2 separate regions of the Homo sapiens genome follow, and region 1 is linked to region 2. The links are chromatin contacts, found by Hi-C or POLR2A ChIA-PET in ENCODE. All regions are on one chromosome and are shown on one strand. Each heading gives the region's core, a stretch centred on a gene start or an enhancer-like site at or near the end of the contact. The rest is flanking DNA. Distances are from core to core; before and after follow the strand shown. Region 1 has its middle 41 kb from the start of LINC00174. Region 2 overlaps LOC105375336 (a long non-coding RNA gene).

The links. Hi-C counts contacts between places; a loop is a spot of excess contacts on that map. ChIA-PET counts read pairs that join two places held with the same protein, here RNA polymerase II (POLR2A). Pooled maps may share reads with other maps.
Region 1: a loop to region 2 is called in a pooled map, with 2.5 times the contacts of the local background. The contact joins two enhancer-like sites. A Hi-C loop is called at or near these places in 4 of 50 pooled maps. POLR2A ChIA-PET finds 5 or more read pairs at or near these places in 5 of 52 experiments (WTC11, activated B cell, activated CD4-positive, alpha-beta T cell and 1 more).

The regions. Positions count from the first base shown.
Region 1 is chr7:66,438,266-66,445,448 of GRCh38, reverse strand. It overlaps the pseudogene RABGEF1P2. Among named protein-coding and RNA genes, the nearest start is that of LINC00174, 41 kb to the right of the region's middle. Within about 2 kb of position 5,525, at least 4 of the 41 ENCODE cell types and tissues checked have a DNase peak (open chromatin) inside an H3K27ac peak, as active enhancers do.
Region 2 is chr7:66,029,864-66,036,848 of GRCh38, reverse strand. LOC105375336 (a long non-coding RNA gene) reads left to right here. Exons shown (of 5, transcript XR_002956511.2): 3 at 5,313-5,349. Among named protein-coding and RNA genes, the nearest start is that of ASL, 42 kb to the left of the region's middle. Within about 2 kb of position 3,173, at least 3 of the 41 ENCODE cell types and tissues checked have a DNase peak (open chromatin) inside an H3K27ac peak, as active enhancers do.

The sequences.
Region 1 (7,183 bases), core at 4,276-6,775, 410 kb before region 2:
TTTTATCAATGTAAATTTTCCTGAATTTGGTAGCTATCCTGTAAGGTACATAAAACAATGGCTTAATCCCTTTGCATTGCTATAGAAGAATACCTGAGGCTGGGTTACTTATAAAGGAAAGAGGTTCATTTGGCTCACAGTTCTGCAGGCTGTGGAAGAAGCATGGAGACAGGCCAGGTTCAGAGGCTCACGCCCGTAATCCCAACACTTTGGGAGGCCGAGACAGGCAGATCACTTGAGTCCAGGAGTTGGAGACCAGCCTGGCCAACATGGCAAAACCCTGTCTCTATTGAAAATACAAAAATTGGCCAGGCATGGTGGCCCATGCCTGTAATCCCTACTACTTAGGAGGCTGAGGCAGGAGTATCACTTGAACCTGGAAGGCAGAGGTTGCAGTGAGCCGAGAATGCGCCGGTGTACTCCCGCCTGGGCTGCAGAGTGTGAGACTCCTCAAAAAAAAAAAAAAAAAAGAGAGAGATTGGGCAATGGAAGGCTTGATAATCATGGTCTACTTGCTATTCCTGAAATACAAGCTTTGTTTCTGTATTAAAAACATAAGGTGCAGCTTGGTCCAGTGGCTCATGCTTGTAATTCCAGCATTTTGGAGACTGAGGCAGGAGGATCGCTTGATCCCAAGAGTTCAAGACCAGCCTGGGTAACATAGTGAGATTCCATCTCTTAAAAATAATAATAATTAGCCGGGCTAGTGCCTGTAGCCCCATCTACTCTGGAGGCTGAGGTCGGAGGATCATTTGAGCCTGGGAGGTTGAGGCTGCAGTGAGCTGTGATCGTGCCACTGTATTCCAGCCTGGGTGACAGAGCGAGACCCTGATTAAAAAAACAAACAAACAAACAAACAAAAACGCAAGGTGACTTTAAGTTGAAGAGCAAGCACTTGCCATTTGAGCCCTAGCCAAAACTATGAACTGTAATGTGGGTGAGGTTGTTCTTTTCCATATTTCCTTCTTCTTCACTTCTTTCACCTTACACACTGAATCCCTATTGGCTGTTCAAACATAACTAACCTCCTCCCTGTGTACCAAACACCTGAACTGTCTCTCACTTTCCCCTCTCTAATCCAAACTTGTGGCCTCTTAATAGGGGTTGATTTTTAGGAAGCTTAGAGAAAAACAACAAAGTGTTGATTTTAGTAACTTGTATGGTCATAACTAGCTAATAGAATTAATCTTCATTTACATTTTAAAAGGAGATTTTTTTTCTTTTTTAAGCAAAAGTGTCCTTTGGAAAAGTATGTGTGGGAGGGAAGCATGTTGTAAGCAAAGCAATAAAGGAAATGAGTAGGGTTTTCCTGTCTTTGACTGGTGTACAGACCTCCAAAGTCAGAGGGATTGGTGTTATTCTAAAGAGTCTTCAGTCCTCTCTGGCTTACTGAGGTGTAGTTATAGCATAGTCAACAGCTCAGGGTTTGGATTTAAGTGCACAGACCTGGGTTCAAATTCCAGTCTTTATAAGTGACTGCAACATTATTCAAGTTACTTAACATATTCAAGCCTCAGCTTCCTCATTTGTAAATATCATAAGTGTACTACCTGATAGACTTGTGAAGATTATACAAAATAGCATTGTAAAAGTACCTAGTGCATAATAGACATTACCTATATGTAAGTTTATACTACCATTATTATTTTGTCAGATGGAATATGTATTATGTTTTTATTGGGTTGAGTGTTCTGTCAATGTCAGGTAGGTCAAGTTGGTTAATAACATCATTCAAGTTTTCTGTCTTTACTGACTTTTTAAAAATATCTCTCTGTCAATTACTAAGCGAGGATTATTGAAATCTCCAAATATCATTGTGAATTTGTTTCTCCTTTCAGTTCTATCAAATTTTGTTTTATGTGTTTTGAAACAGTGTTATTAGTATATACAAATTTAGGATTGCTGTGTTTTCTTGAAGAATTAACCCCTTTTTTATGATGAGATACCTCTCTGTGTTCTTGATAATATGGTCCATGTTCTTAAGTTTACTTTGTCTAACATTGGTATAACCACTTAAGCTCTATTTCATTGTTTCAGAGTATCCTCTTCCTTTCATTAGTTTTTAACATATTTGTATCTTTATATTTAAAGTAAATTTCTTACAGACAACATGAAGTGAGGTCTTGTTTTTTAATCTAATACGATAATCTCTGACATTTAATCAGACTGTTTATAGCATTTGTAATTAATGTGATTTTTGATAAGGGAAGTTTTACCCCTGTCATCTTGCTCTTTGTGTTTATCTCATCTTGTCTTAGTTCCTTTTCTCCTCTTTTCTTGCCTTCTTTATGACCACACCTTTACCTCCACTATCAGCTTGTTAGCTACACCTCTTTGTTCTGTTTTGTTTTGTTTGGTTTTTATTACCGGTTGTTCTGGGCTTTACAGAATACATCTTTAACTTACTTACCTTCAAGTAATATTTATACCACTTTACAGAAAAAAATTTTTTTAATAATAGTATTATACGACTTTACATATAAGAATCTTAAACAGGATTCTTATATTTCTTCCTCCCGTCCTTCGTGCTGTGGTTCTACATGCTACTTGGTGGTTCTTTCTCTCATCTTGGGTAGTTTCCTCATATGCATGTGTAGTACTCAGCCACACTCAAGGGAACCCTCTGCAGATACCTGGAGCTTTTTCTGTTAGCCCTCTCCCCTCCATAGCGTTTGCATGATATTTTGCCATGCAAATTCTGGTCACATTGGCCTCCCTGAACTCCAAATGCTATCTCCTCAATTCAGCAATTCAGCTAAGCTGTGTTTGAGTGGCCTCTCCCTGTGCCAAGACTTTAAAACTCTCCCAGCAGTGAGCTGGGACACTGTAGGACAGACTGTGTTTGTTTCCTGTCTTTCAGGAGTTAATCTGCTGTTTACCTGTCGTCCAATGTCTGAAAACCTTTCTTTCATATATTTGACGTTGCAGTTGTTAAGATAGTAGGGTAAACCTGATGCCATCAGATTATTCCGTCATGACTGGAAGTGGAATTATCTGACAGAGAAGGATTTTTGATAAAGATTTTTTTCCTAATCATACAGATGTCAGCACAATCTTTGGTTTTTTATTTACATAAAAAATATTTTAGAAAAGATGTTGCTCTTTTTGTTTTGAATTAGATTGTACCTGATTTATTTATGTGCTTAAAAAAATAGGTAGTATATCCAAATGACTCAAACGTAACAGATACGGTTAGAAGTTTCCTTTCTACTTTGTCTCTCGCCCATCTAGTTCCTAAGTACCACTGCTATTGTTCCCCTACTTTCTTTTTTTTTGAGATGGAGTCTGTCTCTGTCACCCAGGCTGGAGTGCAGTGGCGCGATCTCGGCTCACTGCAAGCTCCGCCTCCCGGGTTCATGCCATTCTCCTGCCTCAGCCTCCCGAGTAGCTGGGACCACAGGCGCCTGCCACCACACCCAGCTAATTTTTTGTATGTTTAGTAGAGACGGGGTTTCACCGTGTTAGCCAGGATGGTCTTGATCTCCTGACCTCGTGATCCGCCCACCTCGGCCTCCCAGAGTGCTGGAATTACAGGCGTGCGCCACCGCGTCCCGCCTATTGTTCCCCTACTTTCCCAGAACTTTTGTTATTAGTTTCTTGTGTATCCTCTTTCTGTGCTTTTATTCTAATTTATAAAAACGTATATTCTTACCCCACTACCCCGTTTTATATAAAACATAGCACAGTGTACATACCTTACTTTTTTTTTTTTTTTTTTTTGAGACCAGGTCTCACTCTGTCACCCAGGCTGGAGTGCAGTCAAACTCCTGGGCTCAAGCGATCCTTCTGCCTCAGCCCCTCCAAATAGCTGGCACTATAGGTACGCACTACCATGCCTGGCTAATGTTTTTACTTTTTGTAGAGAGCGCATCTCACTATGTTGCTAATTTATGTTTTTGCTTCCAATACATTTATGAGCTCTTTCCATATCAGTACACAAGAAGCATACTTTTTAATTTTAAAACCCTATGGCATTTTATTTTATGGATTAAAGGATAATTTATTTAGTCCCTCAGTGATGGCCAGTTATTTCCAGTCTTTTGCTATTACCAGTAATGCTAAAATGTACATATTTCATTTGGTACATGTAAGATTTTATTAGTAGAAAATTTTGGAGAAATAGAAATGTTAGGCCAGGCACAGTAACTCACACCTGTAATCCCAGCACTTTAGGAGGCCGAGGCTGGTGGATCACCTGAGGTCGGGAGTTCAAGACCAGCCTGACCAACATGGAGAAACCCCTTCTCTATTAAATATACACAATTAGCCAGGCGTGGTGGCACATGCCTGTAGTCCCAGCTACTCGGGAGGCTGAGGCAGGAGAATCGCTTGATCCCAGGAGGTGGAGGTTGTTAACTGAGATCGCGCCATTGCACTCCAGTGTAGGCAACAAGAGTGAAATTCCGTCTCAAAAAAAAAAACAAAAAACTCCTGAAGATCAAAGATTATAAGGAATTACTCTGAGAGCGAGACGCAGTGTTTTGTACCTGTAATTCCAGCACTTTGGGAGGCTGAGATAGGAGGATCATCTGAGGTTAGGAGTTTGAGACCAGCCTGGTCAACATGGTGAAACCCTGTCTCTACTAAAATACAAAATTATCTGGGCGTGGTGGGGCATGCCTGTAATCCTAGCTACTTGAGAGACTGAGGCAGGAGAATCATTTGAACCTGGGAGGCAGATGTTGCAGTGAGCTGAGATCCACTGCGCTCCAGCGTGGGTGACAGAGTGAGAATCCGTCTCAAAAAAAAAAAAAATTTAAGAAACTGTAGAATAGGTAGGTTAATATCTTTAAAACATACTTTCTGGCCAGATGCGGTGGCTCACGCCTGTAATCCCAGCATTTTGGGAGGCTGAGGCGGGCGGATCACCTGAGGTCAGGTGTTCGAGACTAGCCTGACCAACATGGCGAAACCCCATCTCTACTAAAAATACATAAAATAGCTGGGCATGATGGCACATGCCTGTAGTCCCAGCTACTTGGGAGGCTGAGGCAGGAGAATCGCTTGAACCCAGGAGGTGGAGGTTGCAGTGAGCCGACATCACACCACTGCACTCTAGCCTGGCGACAGAGCGAGACTCCGTCTCAAAAACAAAAAAAAAATACAAGAATTAGCTGGGTGTGGTGGCACTCGCATGTAATTGCAGCTAGTTGGAGACTGAGCCAGGAGAATCGCTTGAACCTAGGAGGCAGAGGTTGCAGTGAGCTAAAGTCTTGCCACTGCACTCTGGCCTGGGTGACAGAGCAGTACTCTGTCTCAAAAAAAAAAAAAAAATCAAATAAAACATACCTTTTTAAAAAATTATTTTTAGGAAATCATTGGGATATGGGGAACTTAAATTCCTTATAAACATTAGAGAGCATAGTTCAAAATCAGGAGGCTTAGAATGTGGTCAGAGACCAAGTGGTAGTTCATACTTTCTGAAAGCACTTACTGCCTGTTACAACATCCTTATCTCTCTTGTGTAAATGTTCCATTTTCCTTTCAGTGTGTTTATTTGAAGAGGGGAAAGAATTGTCTGCCCAGCCGGTGGGATAGTGTAGTGCATGTTTCCCTTGTCTCTTCATTTTATGCTTTGTCGTGTTCATCTTGCTATTAATACTTTGGATGCGTTCTTTCACTTTGATCAGTATGACTCACCAACGAAATGGTGGGTAAATAATTGTGAGTCTCCACATAAACACATTAACCTTTGCCTTTTTGTTAAGTAAAATGGGATTTGGAAAGGTTGTCTGACATTTATAAGTACCTAACATTTCAGTGCTTCTATTGATTGTTATTCTATTTGTTGACTAGTTTTATAAACTCCAGCAGTCTTTGAGAAGCCTAGTGGTGCCATTTCAGTGTTCATGATTGAATAGATAGATCAAAGCATGATAGATTTTGGCAAAGAAAATACTAATAGAACAACTTTTATTTCAGTAGGAATATCTTTTAGATAATGTAGTTTTGTCTACTCATACTTTCTACTTGTAAAACAGATTTAGTTTAAGGGAAGTTGTCCAACCACTCAAACATAAAATGATTTAAATTCAAGTTTAACTTTGATGAAACATAATTTAAATAACCTTAGGTAAGATACTTAAAGTAATTCCATGCATGGATCTTTTATGTCTTGAAACTTACTATGTTTAATTTTCCCAGCTGAAATTCAGGAAGCAAAAGCTCCCAGTCCTTCCATAAACCGGCAAACCAGCATTGAAATGGATAGAGTGTCTAAGGAGTTCATAGAATTTCTCAAGACCTTCTGCAAGACAGGCCAAGAAATCTATAAACTGACCAAGCTGTTTTTGGAAGGGATGCATTACAAAAGGGTAGGTTGAGAATAATCACATAGAAACATAGAGTTTTGGTTTGAGGAAAGGTCTTAGAGATAATATAGTGCAACCTTGTCATTTTATGCCTGAGAAAATCAAGACCAAGAGATGTTAAATTACTTACCTAAGAAAAGCCTCTGAATCAAGCTAAAACCCAACTCTTAGGCTAGTACTTTTCCACTGCAACTCAGTGGTGTTTGAATCATCTTTGTGTGGAAATTCTGACCTTGAAGCCACTTGAATTATGTGCTTTAGTAACAGGCCTTTTTGACTTGTGACCTTGTAAATAGTATAAACTGCCATAGTAGACCTTTAACTCTGTGCAACCATTGTTAGGCCAGTGGCAGTAATTTTAAGGGTTGTTGTTGTTGAATTCTGTTTTGTTTTTTGTATTTTGATTTTGAATTTTTTCATTCAGTTAGAGAAAGGACAGATAGAATTTAGACAAGAAAGGGACTTTAGCAGCTATGGAGTTTCAGTCCCTTTATTTTATAGATGAGGAAGTTGAGAGCCCAAGAGGATAAGTGACTTGTCCAGGTTACACAGCTAGATTTTGCCAATGTCAAGTAGTTGTGACTTCCACACCTGTTTCTTTTATCCATAATTTCTGACCCATAATTTCAGTGGCAATAATTCATGAGACTCCCTGTAAAGGAAATCATTTTGTAAATAGGGATTAATTCTGTTGTAACATTCTATAACCATTAAACTCAGAATTAGCTCCAAAAGTTCCTTCTATGCAGTAAGGAAGTCTTAGAAAGAAAAAGGAAATTAGAAAAGCAGCAGGGTGTTTAACTGTTTAGCTATATTCTAGCTGGGGTCAGCAATCACTAGGCTAATAAGCAGTGGACTTGTGTTGAAATAAT
Region 2 (6,985 bases), core at 1,924-4,423:
TTGTTTATATCCATTTAATTGACTCACCAAGTTAAGCAAATTTTACAAATTAAATGTCAACTAGAAAGTCAACTTCAGTCATCTAATTCATTACTTAAGGAAATTAAGTAACTGCCTGCCTGTAGTATAAATTTAGACAGTCTTTAAAATGCGTTTGGAGTATTTGCTTTAAACACATGTAAATAAAATAAGTACTATTCTAAGTCCTACAGGAGAATATGAAGTTTTTGTATAGGTAAGCAGTTTCTGGAAATCTGATTGCATGTGAACGTATTACATAATACTAAAGTGTGAGCTGTAGAGCAGACAGTTCCAGCTTTGTAGAGATCTACAGCTTGTACATTTATAATTGCTAGATGTGTCCATTAAGTTCTACTAGCTCTAAAACACTTTTGAAGACCTGGAGCAGTAGGTCATGCTTGTAATCCCAGCACTTTGGGAGGCCACGGTGGGGGGGGAATCACCTGAGGTCAGGAGTTCGAGACTAGCCTGACCAACATGGAGAAACCCCATCTCTACGAAAAATACAAAATTAGCTGGGACATGCCTGTTAATCTCAGCTACTTGGGAGGCTGAGGCAGGAAAATCGCTTGGACCCGGGAGGTGGAGGTTGCAGTGAGATGAGATTGGGCCATTGCATTCCAGCCTGGGCAACAAGAGCAAAACTCCATCTCAAAAAAAAAGAAAAAAAAGAAAACAAAACAAAACAAAAAAAACTTTTGGGGCAAATGTATTTTACATCCTCAATTATAAGTTACAGTAATTTTATTTTTAACTTTATGGCATTCTTTATTTTAGTTTTACATTTTCATATTCCTTAACTTCTTAGCATGAAAAATTTTAAACCTGTGAAACAGCTGCAAAAACAGTACCACAAATACCTGTATTATACTCATTACCTGAAGTCACCACTTGTTAACATTTTGATTTGGGTATTTGCTACCCTTCCCCCTTCCCCCTTCCCTTCTTTTTTTTTTTTTTTTTTTTTTTGAGAGGGAGTCTCACACTGTCGCCTGGGCTGGAGTGCAGTGTTGCCATCTTGGCTCACTGCAACCTCCACCTCCCAGGTTCAAGTGATTCTCCTGCCTCAGCCTCCTGCGTAGCTGAGATTACGGGCGCCTGCCACCACACCCAGCTAATTTTGTGTATTTTTAGTAGATACAGAGTTTCACTATGTTGGCCAGGTTGGCTTTCTTTCTTTCTTTTTTTTTTTTTTTAATTAGAGACACTTGAGCCCAGGCTGGATCTAAACTCCGGGCTGAAGCGATCCTCCTTTCTCAGCCTTCGGAATAGCTGGGATGACAGGTGTGAGCCACCGTGCCTGGAATTCCCTTATTTCTTTTGCACAGGCATGAGCTTTCTCTCCATACACAGGTGCACACACTTACTTTACTGAACCATTAGAGAGTTGTAGACAGCAGATCATTTCACCCCTTCTTGGAAAAGGGCATTCTATGTAGCTACAGTCGCCTTATCACACTCAGGAAACTTAGCGCTGATATATCTACTATTATTAAGATACAATGTAGGCCAGGTGCGGTGGCTCATGCCTGTAATCCCAGCACTTTGGGAGCTGAGACGGGCGGATCACTTGAGGTCAGGAGTTGGAGAGCAGTCTGGCCAACGTGATGAAACCCCATCTCTACTGAAAATACAAAAATTAGCCAGGTGTGGTGGTGCATTCCTGTAGTCCCAGCTACTTGGGAGGCTGAGGTGGGAGAATTGGTTCAACCTGGGAGGCGGAGGTTGCAGTGAGCCGAGATCGTGCCATTGCACTCCAGCCTGGGCAACAGAGCCAGACTTTGTCTCAAAAAAAAAAAAAAAAAAAAAGATGCAATGTAAACTCACATTCCTTCAGTTGTCCTAATAGTGTTCTTTTTCCTCCCAATTCAGGATCCAGTGAAGAACTACACATTGCATTTAGTTGTCATGTTTCTTTAATTTCCTTTCCTCTGGAAGTTTACTTAGCTTCTTTTTGTGACATTGGCACTGTGACAAATGACATTGATATTTGAAGAGTCTAAATCTAACCCAGTTGTTTTGAAGACTGTTCCTCAATTTGGAATTCTCTGATTATATCCTCATGGATAGATTTGAATTAAACATCTTGGGGCTGGATTGCTCTGAGGGATGTCTTTCTCATGCATCACATCATTATTGGTGCTGTGAAATTGGATAACTTGATTAAGTTGATGTCTGTCTGGTTTCACCATATCCTGTTGCCAACAACCTGTCATTTAGTGTGGTTACAGTAACTTCTCAAGGGTAAAAACTGCCTTAAAAAAAAATTCCACAACACATACAGCCCGTTTAGGACTTCATAAAAAGGTAGATAAGGTACCTCTTGACCTTTTGTTAAATAAAGAAGGGCCTAGCATACATTGGCATTTTGTCAGAGTATTTAGCTGGGTTAAAAACAATTATCTTGCTGATAAAAGAAAATCAATGAATAAATCAGTTTCTGTCAGCCAGAGTCTGCAAAATGCAGTACCTGTGTAAACATCGATTGTTCTCTTGATCCCAAAACACAGATTCATTAAAACTTATGTGAAAGAGAGTTTTCCTCCTTTATATTTGTTCTAGAAGAGGCAAAGAATGTTCTTTGGATTCTTACATTACAGTATTGACTTTTTCAGTGGCATAGTAACTTGGAATGGCCAAGGACAAATTTTCGCAGAGCGTGCAATATTCTGAATGACAGAGAAGGGGCAATGATTTGGAAATGAAATTGTAACGGTGCACCTGGGATGGATCCGTTGGTCCTGAAGAGAAACAATATTCATATTTTTTCTCCAGTTAACTATTCCAGGAAGGGATGTCTTAACGCCTCATATTTTGGAGAGCACAGGGAGTTATAACTCAATTTCAAGCAAAGATAGGAGGAAGCCAGTGGGCTGATTTCCTGATTAAGCAGGCAAAGATGACATGTGGTTTGATTTGTCATTTTCAATTTTAAATGAGCTCTGTCACATGCACTAATTATGCATTGTCTTTCCTGTGTTAGATTCCTTTCAAATATGATACTCTTTGTGACTTCAGTGTGTTTGTGGTCATTTGGGCAAAGCAGCACTTTTGTGAAATCGTAGCTTGAATCACTGGTAGCATTTGGTAAGCTTCACAGAGCTGATTTGATTACAGTGCTGACATCACTGTGCTGATGACCTAAGGCCTAGGTTGAGCCCTGTGTGAACCACTGTTGGTTTTGCTTTATTTATTGACTGGGAAATCAACTATCTGTTTGGCCCATGCTTTTGAAATCTTGGGTCATCATTTGCATCATCTCACTGCACTCCTGGTTTAAGACATACAGGGGTCTCTGTTGCACAATATGTCAAGCACAGACCCCTCTACCTGATTTTTCAGGATTCTGCATTACCAGTTTCCATTCATCCAGTCCAGTCTCATTTCCCACAACTCCATAGTTGCCTTCCACTTTATTTAGACTTCTTACTGTGTGACCTTGAGCAAGTTATTTAATTTCTGAACCTTGGCTTCCTGTCTATAGAGTAGGAATCATACGAATAGCTTCTACATCATAGGGTTTTTAATGACAATTAACTGAGATAATATCTTTTAAAAATAATAACCTTCCATTATGGAGATGTTAATACAAGTACCAAGAACTGTGCTAAACTTTTAAAATTTGTTGTCTCACTTCATCATAACAGTTTGATGAGGTAGGAGGAGCTGGTGGTAGTGGTAGTTGCACAGGTAGTAGTAATGATAACGTTGGTGCTTATTGAGCACTTAATATGTTCCGGGTATTTTACATGTTTCCAGTGAACCCTGTGAACAGTCTTACAAGGTTGATACTATAATTGCCATTTGATAGATAGGAAATTTAAGCATAATGAGATTAAGTAACTTGCCCAGATTCACATAGCCAAAGAATGCAAGAGCTGGATTGAAATCCAGGCCACACTTTTAGATACTAGTTTCATCCCATTTTTAGTTTAGAAGGAAAACTTAGGGAGTAATTAACTAAAACTCTCACAGCATATAAATGGCAGAGCTAGAATGTGAACCCAAATCTGATTTCAAAACTATATTCTTTGTCATACTCCACTGCCTGCAGACTGCTGAAAACAATGCTTTCTGATATGCTATTGTAGAGTGGATCGATTGTGATTTAATATACATCACATTGTTGTTTCTTCACTCAGGAAAGATGGCATATTGCCTGGATTAACTGTTACACAGGGAACCAGGCTTTTGGCCACTGCTTGCCACCCTGACTGTACCTGTTGAGTTGACGTAGGTGGTGAACACCCTGGGAGCATGGTGGATATTTGGCAGGATACTTGCCCATGGCTGGAATTCCCAGTGGTGACATTGGTGTTAAGTGGGCCATTTCTGTTGATTCAGCAGGAGGACGTGGCTGCCCAAGATGTCAATAGCTGATGGGAGGCAGATAATAATGGGGAGAGGACATGGCTGTTGGATGGGACAGCACTTTGTTCCCAAGTCTGCTCTGAAATTGCCCACAGCTAGCTAAACCATGTTGGACTTAAGACATTTCTCAGTTTCAGTTTTAGGTGGTAGTCCCCAAATTCTAAAAGCGGACTACTACATCTTGACAGGAATTCTTTTTTTTTTTTTTTTTTTTTGAGACAGAGTCTCTCTGTGTTGCCCAGGCTGGAGTGCAGTGTCGCGATCTCGGCTCACTGCAAGCTCTGCCTCCCCGGTTCATGCCATTCTCCTGCCTCAGCCTCCCGAGTAGCTGGGACTACAGGCACCTGCCACCACGCCCGGCTGATTTTTTTTTGTATTTTATTGATTGATTGATTGATTGATTGTAGAAACGGGGTTTCACCATGATAGCCAGGATGGTCTTGATTTCCTGACCTCATGATCCGCCTGCTTCGGCCTCCCAAAGTGCTGGGATTACAGGTGTGAGCCACCGTGCCTGGCCCCCAACTTGACAGGAATTATTATTATTATTATTATTATTATTAAGACGGAGTCTCGCTCTGTCGCCCAGGCTGGAGTGCAGTGGCGTGATCTTTGCTCACTGCAAACTCCGCCTCCTGGGTTTATGCCATCCTCCTGCCTCAGCCTCCTGAGTAGCTGGGACTACAGGCGCCCGCCACCACACCTGGCTAATTTTTTGCATTTTAGTAGAGACGGGGTTTCACTGTGTTAGCCAGGATGGTCTCAATCTCCTGACCATGTGATTCGCCCGTCTTGGCCTCCCAAAGTGCTGGGATTACAGGTGTGAGCCACAGCGCCCGGCAGATGGGAATTCTTTTACAGATATTTGATACCCAGAAAGGGGTGTGAGCCCAGACTGATAACTTACTTTTCTTTTTCAGGAAGGATGTCGATTCTGCGCTTCTCAGTAACTACGTGGTAAATTGAACTGTTACATTTTCCTCTCTGATAATTTGCCCTTTGCTTGTAAGATTGTTGAATTGATTTTGGTTAGAAATGACTGAATTCAGACTAGGTGCAATGGCTCACGCCTATAATCCCAGCACTTTGGGAGGCTGAGGCAGATGGATCACTTGAGGTCAGGAGTTCGAAACCAGGCTGGTCAACATGGTGTAACCCCATCTTTACTAAAAATACAAAAATTAGCCAGCTGTGGTGGCACGTGCCTGTAGTCCCAGCTCCTTGGGATCCCAACTGAGGTAGGAGGATCACTTGAACCTGGGAGGGGGAGGTTGCAATGAGCCAAGATCACGCCACTGCACTCCAGCCTGGGCAATAGAGCCAGGCTCTGTCTCCAAAAAAAAAAAAAAAAAAAAGGATGTAGTTGAATTTTCCACTTCAAAACAAGACATGTGGCACCATCTAGTGGACCTTGGAATAGTCTAAGCTTTATATGTTATACGTATACGTAGTACTTCAGGGAAGCTGGGAAGACTCTAATTCAGAGCAGGCAAATTTCAGTAAATCTCAAAGATTCTAGATAATCATTTGGGATGTAGTCATAGGATAGAAGCATCTATTTTAGAGCTGTTTCTGCAAAATTTCCCATTGAAATATTTATGCTTTTTCCTAATTATCACCCTTGATATATTTATATATTTATAATGCTTTTATACATTGTTATTTTAATCTTCAAATAGTCTTTTGGGTATTAACATTGTTATTTTGAAAGTGAGTTTAGTTGACTCACCTTTCTGAATAGTAGAAATTAACAAATTTATAATTTTTGGGGCCTAGGGTGGGGTTCCCAGGGAAAGGAAAAGAAGGAAAAAGATTGGTAAGACGGAAGATATTCCAGCATTTTTGCCTCCTATTTGGCACTAGCAAAACCATCTGATAGGCTCACTCCAGGTGTAGAAAGAACCATTTATACCTTGACTGTGAATTTTCCATGTGCTAGAGTCTAAACTCAGGAAGACTCAGAGGAGGTCTAGAAGGTAGTAGCTTAAGTGCTGTGGCTCATGCCTGTAATCTCAGCACTTTGGAAGGCCAAGGAGAGAAGACTGCTTGAGGCTATGAGTTAGAGATCAGCCTGGGAAACCTAGCAAGACCCCCAGCTCTTAAAAAAATAAATTAGCTGGGCATGGTAGCAAACACCTACTATGGTCCTAGCTACTTGGAAGGCAGAGGGGAGGTTTGCTTCAGCCCAGGAGTTTGAGGTTACAGTGATGACCACTGTACTCTAGCCTGGGAGACAGCCTTTGGGACCCTGTCCCCTAAAAAAAGCTCCCAGAGTGGAAGACAGCAAAAAGAAAGAAACCGCCTCCCTTCCACATCCCCCCAAAAGAAAAGAAGGTAGTAGAATAAACAGAGTTGGCCATATTCTTTCCTCTCTAAAGGCTCAGTCTCAAGTGGTTGCAGCTTAGAACAGGAAGGAAATGGTTGAATGGTTTTTGGCCAAGCCTTTGGCTTTTAGGAGCCTCCTTGTCCAGTTTGGACTTTGCTAGGCGTTTGGGTGTTTTATCCATTGGGGAAACATTGCATTCATTGATCTCATGCCACTATTTCTGAAAGGAACAGCAGATGAGAGGGGTCGCATTGTATTTAGTGATGG